2 separate regions of the Mus musculus genome follow, and region 2 is linked to region 1. Evidence: chromatin loops called from intact Hi-C (ENCODE). Cell type or tissue: heart. All regions are shown on one strand. Links, peaks and the distances in the headings refer to the core of each region. The heading gives the core; the rest is flanking DNA. Region 1 holds the start of Ppp2r1a (protein phosphatase 2, regulatory subunit A, alpha). Region 2 overlaps Zfp942 (zinc finger protein 942).

Evidence for each region. Hi-C counts contacts between places; a loop is a spot of excess contacts. Peaks named below come from ENCODE experiments on the same cell type or tissue, not always from the same donor. Only the 100,000 strongest peaks of a DNase experiment are listed, where the experiment ranks them.
Region 2: a loop joins it to region 1, with 4 times the contacts of the local background. A loop is called at or near these places in 2 of 42 quality-filtered maps.

What each region holds. Positions count from the first base shown.
Region 1 is chr17:20,943,010-20,947,403 of GRCm38, reverse strand. It overlaps Ppp2r1a (protein phosphatase 2, regulatory subunit A, alpha), which reads right to left and starts at 1,950. Exons shown (of 15, transcript NM_016891.3): 1 at 1,821-1,950. The coding sequence starts at 1,898. In heart, for the core only: a CTCF peak has its summit at 1,924; DNase peaks (open chromatin) are centred at 1,733 and 2,113; H3K4me3 peaks cover 2,934 bases; H3K27ac peaks cover 2,795 bases.
Region 2 is chr17:21,952,911-21,957,304 of GRCm38, reverse strand. It overlaps Zfp942 (zinc finger protein 942), which reads left to right. Exons shown (of 6, transcript NM_001199048.1): 2 at 3,252-3,417. Among named protein-coding and RNA genes, the nearest start is that of Zfp942, 7.4 kb to the left of the region's middle. In heart, for the core only: no CTCF peak of the experiment used is centred there; no DNase peak of the experiment used is centred there.

The DNA of each region.
Region 1 (4,394 bases), core at 259-4,258:
CACACACACACACACACACACACTCTCTCTCTCTCTCTATCTGGATTCATCTCCAACTTTTTAAACTTTACATCCTAGAAGGAGCCTCCCTCAACTAGCCTAATTCCTCACCCAACTGTCTAGAGGTTACACACTCTGCCCAGAATCTAATGGCTCCTTCAACAAGCAGGTACTGTTTCAAATTTCAACAAGACTTTCCCATGCTTACTCTACATTTCTTATTTTCTCCTTAAAATTTTCCATAGTCAACATAATGCCTATTTATCTGTGACCACTCACTAAAAGGTTAATTCCTTTAAGGCAAGTTTTGTTCTTTTGTTCTTCAACTATCCAAAATACCACTCTGAAGAAAGGCCCAGCAAACACTTGCTGATTCACTCTTTCAACATTGACAAGTCTCATTCTTTCTTACATGTGGTAATATGCAGATTTAGTTCTGTTTACCTGTTTCACATCTAGCCTTTGTACAGCAACCAGACTGCTTCTTTCTTGATACAGTGTCACCAGGCTAGCCTTGACACTGCCTTTGCCTCCTGAGTGCTGGGATTGCTAGCATGCATGCACCACTATACCAAGCTCTGGTCTCCTTTATGACCCAATAACATTCCTCATGCTTTGCATGTGTTTACAGAACATATGCAAATAAATTCATTCAGTATACCCAAAACCAGATTATTATTCCCATTTAACAGAAGAGAAACACAGACTGCCTGAGTCAATTTGCAAAAATTGCAAGATCCAGGAGTACAAATCCAGTCTTGCCAACAATGGAACCAGAGTCACACATAAATACGTAAGACTTAGAGGATAGGCCCAGGTTCAGGAAGGTGACTGAGTGCAGCATGAACAATTCTATATAAAAGGAAAAGCAGAGGGCTGTAGCACAGTGCCACAATAGCCACACCCCCAAAATAATTGCTAACATTTATAGAGCCTTTACATACAGCCAGTTTCATTTTACTACTTTTCCTCGGCCACCGAGGGAAACCAGGACTATTATTAGCCGCTATTTGTAGAAAACAGAAGCCAGGGGCGATGAAATAATGTGCACACAAGGTCATCCTCAGGTGAGAGGATGCGGCCTTGAGGTCTGACCTCTTTTTCAAATCCAAAGCAGTCCGACAACTCTGGGGTCCTGGCTCATTCTTCTCCCATGAACCAGAACTATCAACTCTCTTGGCAGGCCGGCTTGGGACCAGGTCGGAGAACAGGTGGGTCTGTGCACGTTACCCACCCCAGCTACGGCTAGTTAAATCTCAGGAGAGGATACTTTCACCGCCTCCTTCCTCCTCCTTCAGGAGAGCTAACCCAAAATACAAGGTGGAGGTCGGTGAAGAATGGACAGAAATCTCGGTATCAGTCCCCAATCCCAATATCAGTCCCCACTCCTTCCAGTTAAAACGAAAACATTAAAAGCAATGGGAACTCTACCCGGGTCGCCAGGACCCCTGAGGGTTTCTACTCAGCAGGTCACGCGCCCCCGCCGATTCTCTACAAAGAGCCATTCTGAGTCCGCCGCCAATCACCGACTGGCAGGCGGCAACAAGACCGCCACCCTATCTCGGGCCGCCCAGGCCCAGATCTGGGGCGGCCGCGCGCACTCAGGTAGGACCCTCGAGGCTTGCCCTCCGCTTGGCCGGGCACCCAATGAAGGCTGCCATCTCATCGAACCTTGCTATTAAGAAAGATGAGACCTGAATTCTGATTGGCTGCCGCTGCTTTCCGCCACTCCCGGAGAACCCGGAGCCATCGCTCCCACATTCCGCGAAGATCCCCGTCCCCGATCTCCCCCACACACTCTAACGGAAGGATCCCCGTACCTGAACGTCCTCATTGCGGAGTTCATCTATGAGCACCGCAATAGGATAGAGCGAATCGTCACCGTCGGCAGCTGCCATCTTGGCTCCCTGGCGTTTCTATCAGGCAGCAGCGAGCTCCAGGCGGAATCCGGGATCGGGCGGGGCGGTGCCGGGGAAAGGACGCAAAGCGGACGTGGGGGCGCCCGAGCCGCCCTACAGGGGCCGTCCCGCCGCCATTGCCGCACAAGCTCGCGTCTGTTTGGTCTGAACCAACCAAGTCCCGCCTACTTCTCATTCACCATTGGCCGGACGAATGAGATGTTTTTCCCGAAGGACGAGAGGAACCGGAAGTGAAGTATCTTAGTGACCAAGATTGTGCCCGCCTACGTCGCTGCTAGCAACCACGGGAACAAGCAGGTCTAGCTGCCAATGAGAGTCGAGGGTGGGAGGTGGCTAAGATGGCCCCTTGGGGAGAGGCGGAGAAGACTTAAGCTGGAGTCTTGGGAGCTATGCGTGACGTAATGAAGGACATGCTTGTCTGGTTCTGCTATACCGGTCTCTGTAAAGGAGGGACTCCTAAGTAGGGAGATTTGCCTTGCTTGGTTTCTAGGATGCGGTTCTGGGGCTCTTGGCGTTCAAGGCTTTATTACCCACCCCCCTTACCCGGAAGAAATAGAGCGGCCAGAGCGAGTCTTCATCCTGCCGGGGAGCTTCTAGGTAGCTAGTAAAAAATGAACAAGGTCGAAAGTTTTTTGAGGATGGACCTCTGCCTCATAATGAGCTTGGGCGCTGTGATTCACTTAGAAGGCGAATATAAAACTATCACAATCCTTTCTCCTTAAGGTTGAAAATATGAAAGGGAAGAAGGTGGGCATAGCGGGGTTGTTAGATGCTATCAAGGTTGTTAAAGCGTGGCTATTTCTATACTTGATTTTTGTTTTCTCCTTTCGACTCCCCTCGCCTCTCCCCTCCTCCATCATCCTCCCCCCCACACCTCCATTCCTCCCTTCCCCCTTCTTCCTCTCCAATTAGAGAGAAAATTGAGAAAGCACCCTCACAGAGAGTGGAAATAAACAAACAAACAAACAAACAACCCCCCCCCCCTCACAGAGAGTAGGCGTTCCTAAGTAATGATGCAGATCACATATCTCTGGCCCTGAATAGGAAACACTTGGTCTTGTGATAACGAACAGAAGGCATAGCCATGTGTGAAAGTGCACATGCTTTCAATCATGAAACTCAGGAAGCAAAAACTTGTCATCTTTCTGAGATTGACATCATCTTGGTCTACATAGTGACCTCCGGGCCAGTCAAAGGTCTATGGTGTAACCCTCAAAAGACAGCCATACCATTGCCTCATCCCATAAGAGTTAATCCAAATGGTCTGGCTTAGAAACTTCAGTTTATACGCTACCTCACTAAAAGAGTTTGGCACAATGGTACCATTGTCTATTCTTTGTGAGTGTATTTTCTTTTATGATCTCTCTGGCCATTCTTCAGTTTCTTTCCTTTATATGAACTCTTCTATACTGTACTTTATGTGTTTCTGAAACCAATCAACAGAAAACTGGGGAACTCAGGAGAGGCTATGGAGAGGAATTCCAAACAGTGCCTTCTTGGACCATTTTTGATTTAACAGATCTTTTGGAAAAAACATCCTCTTGCCTGTCTCCTCTCCTTTCAGATATAGTAAAGTTTTCTAGTCTTACTTTGAACTGCCCTAGGTTAAACATTGTAGGAAGCACTGGATTTCTTAACAAGTACAAGAAGAGGGTAAGTTTAATTAATTAGTACTAGGTTGTGATTGGTAATGGGCTTACTGGCATTTCTAATCAATTTATGTGAATTATGAAAACTAAAAAATAAGGTTTTATTTACTTTTTTGATTTTAAATTTGTATCCTTTATCTCTTATGCTGAAAAACACTAAATTTTTAGTGACATTGACATAGTCATATTTATGATTAATGATTACATTTTAGGATATTATGAAATAGTAAATGTTATTCAGTTATGCCGTGGGCAACACAGCTGGACATCAACAGGGCCTAGCAAGGAAGGTAATTGGAGACAGAGACACAAGACTCTAGGTTCAGTTTAAGAATGGACAATTTTTTGGAGCTGTGACGAAAGGATGGACCATCTAGTGATTGCCATATGCAGGGATCCATCCCATAATCAGCTTCCAAATGCTGACACCATTGCATACACTAGCAAGATTTTGCTGAAAGGACCCAGATATAGCTCTCTCTTGTGAGACTATGCCGGGGCCTAGCAAACACAGAAGTGGATGATCACAGTCAGTTATTGGATGGGTCACACGGCCCCCAATGGAGGAGCTAGAGAAATTACCCAAGGAGCTAAAGGGAACTGCAACCCTATAGGTGGAACAACAATATGAACTAACCAGTACCTGGGAGCTCTTGTCTTTAGCTGCATATGTATCAAAAGATGGCCTAGTCGGCCATCACTGCAAAGAGAGGCCCATTGGACTTGCAAACTTTATATGCCCCAGTACAGGGGAATGCCAGGGCCAAAAAGGGGGAGTGGGTGGGTAGGGGATTGGGGGGGTGGGTATGGGGGACCTTTGGGATAG
Region 2 (4,394 bases), core at 273-4,272, 1.0 Mb before region 1:
ATGTGGCTCAGATATTGCGATACAGTGCCCTACTAGATCCAGTACAGGTCTAGGCTGTCAGAAAGTGTATGGGTAGTCTATATGGAGAAAGTCCAAAGGAGACTGGTGGCTGGAGTTGTGTGGCAGGCTGCCTGTATCTCAGTAGGAGAGAATGGTCTCCAAGTGGCAGGGATACTATTTTAGACCAGAAGAATGAAGAGGAAAAGAAAGTAGTTGGATGGACTCTACAGAGGTAATTAAGGAAGAGAAAGACTCCAGCCTGAAAAAGTTCAGAGCTTCTGTAATAGGGTTGTGTTGTGGAGGTCTAGGAGAGCTGCTCCAAAAATCCAGGCTAGAGTGATAGGAAACTCCTCCATTCCCTTTACTACCTGGGTAAGCCATGTGTTCCCTAACTGCAGACATTTTACCCAGGCCTGGTTCTGTCTAGAAACTCCCAGACTATTCAAAGATGCAGTTTCCTAGCTATGGGAGGAAAGTCAGCACACAGCTGAGCTGCAGCAAGAACCACAGCTGGGTGGCCCTGGAACCTCCCAAGTCAGAGGAAATGAGGTACTGGGAAAAGGGCAGAAGGGAAGCAGGGTTGTGTTTCCAACAGCTGCTCCTAAGGAAGCAGCTCTCAGCTCTCACAATTCTATTTGGAATATCTTATTATTGTCAATTAGGTTGAGATCGTGTGACTTGGGGTTTAACATGATTTTCCATTTATCTTATGGATGCTAAAGTTGTTGTGTTTTATAAAAAAGAGAAAGGGCCAAGGATATGTTTGATAGCTCCAGCTGTGTTGAGGTGGGAGGGTGCCTTAGCCCTCAGCAGGCCCATGCTGAGGCATCCTTTCCCTCTTAAGTATAGCCATACAACAGATGTAGTATAGAGCCATATGACAGGTATAGAATAGAATAGAGTTTATTTAGGACATGGGAAAGAGAGTTGAGAAGGGAGTGGGGCTAGAGGGATAGAAGTGTAGAAGGGAGAAGAGGCCTGCCAGGAACACATGGAGAGAAGGGGGCAGGGAGAGAAGGAGGAAAGGGTTCAGGGAGAGAAGGGTTAGAGACAATAAGAAAGTGAGTAGTGGCCAAACAGCCCCTTGTATATTAAGCCAGACCTATGTGGCTATTGCCAGGTAATTGTGGGGTAGAGCCTAGGAGGAATGCTAACAAGAGTAGTTTCCAACCTTATATCTTAGGGCATTTGCAGTATGTGTAGTTTGCACAAGGATTTGTCTTTACTACAGCAGTTACAAAGCTTGAATTCAAATTCATCCTTGCATTTTAACTCCCCCATTCATCATTTGCCTATGCCTTTGGCCAAGGAAATAGGAATCCACAGAGAGTTTTGTAGGAAGTAGTAATAAGATGACTAGTGTAGACTTGACTGACTAATAAAGTAAGGGTCCAGAGTGAACCAGGATGTGAATGGAAAGAGAGAGGAGTTGAACAAAAGAAACGAAGGGAAGAGAGAGTCGGGGGCAAGAGAGGAAGCAGCAGCCAAGAAAATACCTAGCCAAAGTTGTCTGTCCCCTTTGATACTGTTTGGTTTTGGATCCCAGGACAATGGACTGAGGTGCATACTTTACATATTAAAGCAGACCTGACCTCAGGGTTCTGCCAACCTGAGAGGCCCTGCCCTCAATCCTAACTTTTCAGCCCAGCAACTAGGTTGCCCTTCCACTAGAGGCTCTTCCTTATAAAATCCAGATATTTTGGTTTTCTCCTCCTCCTCTTCCTCTACTTTTCCTCCCTCCTCCTCCTCCTCCTCCTCCTCCTCCTCCTCCTCCTCCTCCTCCTCCTCCTCTTCCTCCTCCTCCTCCTCCTCCTCCTCCTCCTCCTCCTCCTCCTCCTCCTCCTCCTCCTCCTCTGTTGTGGATGGGCCTGGTGCTGTTCTTGTGAACCAATCCCCTAATGAGAAAATCACTGGGTAAGTACAGGGGACTTTTGGGTTGGACAGAGGAAGAGAGGAAACAGGAGAGAGTCAGGCCCTTTTGGAACCAGGACAGCATATGGGTAAGATGTAGCTGCTAGAGTTTCTCTGTATCCTGGCAGATCTGCAAGGATCAACCACCAGAAGAATCGGATTTTAATAAGGCTTACAAGTTTAGGTTTTCAGGGTTGCACCCAGAGATTGAGTTATCATTGTTTCTGAACTAAGTTTGTATTGCATTTTCCTCCACACCACGGATCGCCTAGGTTCAAGAGAGAAAGGTACATTGGCAAAGCGTGGGTTTGCCAGATGAGCATCACAAAGGATGTGGGAGATTTGAAGCACAGGGTTGGCCTGGTAACATCCTGCCAGTGGGACCCACCAGTGGGAATCTATGGAGCTGGATTGAGAGAATTTGGAGCTCTTAATCACAATCTCCATGAGATAAAAGGTCGGCCGTTGCAAGCCAGTGCATGCAAGTCAGCCCGCCAGGGCAGAGGCAAAACTGTGGGAACGTGCCAGTTTGTTTTTTAGTATTTCCCACAACACTCCTCCTCCTCCTTCTCTTTCTCCTCTTCCTTCCTTCTGTTCCTCCTCCCCCTTTTCTTCTCTCTATAAGCCTGCTCTTTCTCCCATGCTCCCCCTCCACTCCTATGGCAACTCCCCTGGCATCAATCATTGGGGCCAGTGAACTCAACCAAGACCAGCTTCCCAATAAATTTGCTTTTAATATATTCTAATCTGGGTAGAATTGGCTGATTTCACCAATATGAACATATTCTCTTTCCTTCCTATTAGATATGTTAATGGGCACCCGAGTTAGCAGTTTATCCAGAGTTTCTTTGAGACCTAATAAGGTCTTGGCCAGCCTAGTATGCATGTGAATTACATCTTGCTAATCTTTTTTTTTTTTTTTTTTAGCTAGAAAACTCAGTTTTAATTAACACAAAATTAGCACTTTTTTAATAATTATGATTGCTCATTTACATTAGAAAAAAAGCACTGTGTCCATGCACATGTACCTTAACTGATTTGTTTTCATTTCATGATTGGTTGACCGTGGACTTCTTACAGAAGTAGAAATGCCTAGACCCTGCACTCAGGATTTTGTTCAGAGACCTCACTTAGGAGGAGTGCAACAGTCTGAATGTTGTAGGTCAGAATAATTTTCTTGCAGTCTCCCTTGCTCTTCCTCAGAGTTCAGGGAAAAACAACTTTGAGTGTGAACTGTGTATGTGAATGAATCCCACATCTCACAGAATAAAGTGAAATCCTTATAATAAAATAGACATTTGTCATATTTTCTCTTTCCTTTATGTCTATCCTTTTGGCAGGTGTGAGCATCTATCAGTTTTGTTCCATGAAACGTTCCCGGTGCTTTCTGAAGAATCTCTTTCCCACATGCAGGTCTCCCACTGCTCAGCCAGTTCTGCTCACCTGTGAATGAGAACTAAGAGCCCTGGGTGATGAAGACAGAGGAGACTATAGCCAAGGATCCAGGTATGTTTGAGGGATTGAGCAAGGTATGGTGTGGGTGTCAGGTGATAGTAGAAAGAGTATAAGACATGAAATTGCATTTGTCAGTGTCTCTTTAATTAAGGAGTCTAGACAATTCCACTGTGGAAAATATTGTATGTGGTAATGTAGATTTCCAGTTATAGGCTGCACAGGAAGCAGTTGGTTATTCTCAGTATTTGATTAGTTTTGAGACTCTGAAATGACTGTTGCCCATTGAAAATAAAGTTTATTTAATCCAGACTAAAAGCAGGATCTGGCTGACTATGAACATGTAGCAAATGTCAGTATTGAAATCCCTTGTTAAGGTCCATAGATCTTCCTTTTTGTTGACTTTTTTTCTCTTGAATTGCGGATTAATTGATATACTATGTTGAGTTGTTCCTGGTTAGAGTAGAATAATTATAGTTTCCCTTTTTTTTTTTCATTTTTTATACGTTTTGTTTTAGCTTTGTGTTTCTTTGTCATTATTATTCTGAGGTATATTCCTTCTGTCGTCACATTCTTTAGAGCTGTTGTTCTAAAGATACTTTACCACAAGGCTTTCATGTATCTATTGACATAGTCATTTTTCTTCTCCCACTGCATCCACATCTTTGGTCTCTGACATTGATTAAGTTTGTAAATATTGAAATTGTGTCGTACTCGTGGTGTGAACTCAGCTTTCCTTCCATTTCAGTATAACTTAAGAAATAGTACTCATGTCTGTAAATCATGGCAGCTGGTCTGTGATTTTTCTTTACATATATTCATTTTATTTACCTATTTCCTAGGATTTTTTTAGGAGCATTGCTTTGGCTGTAGCATCTGTTATTTTTCTGTCTAAACTGGCTAGCACCCTTAGTATAAAATCCAAGAGAGTCTCAGTTGGTTTTTGTTTTAAGAACGTTAGTAAAACAGTCTCTCCAGGCCCTATGGACAAGGGGCCTAAATGGTCCCAGGCCTAGAGTGCATATAAGTGA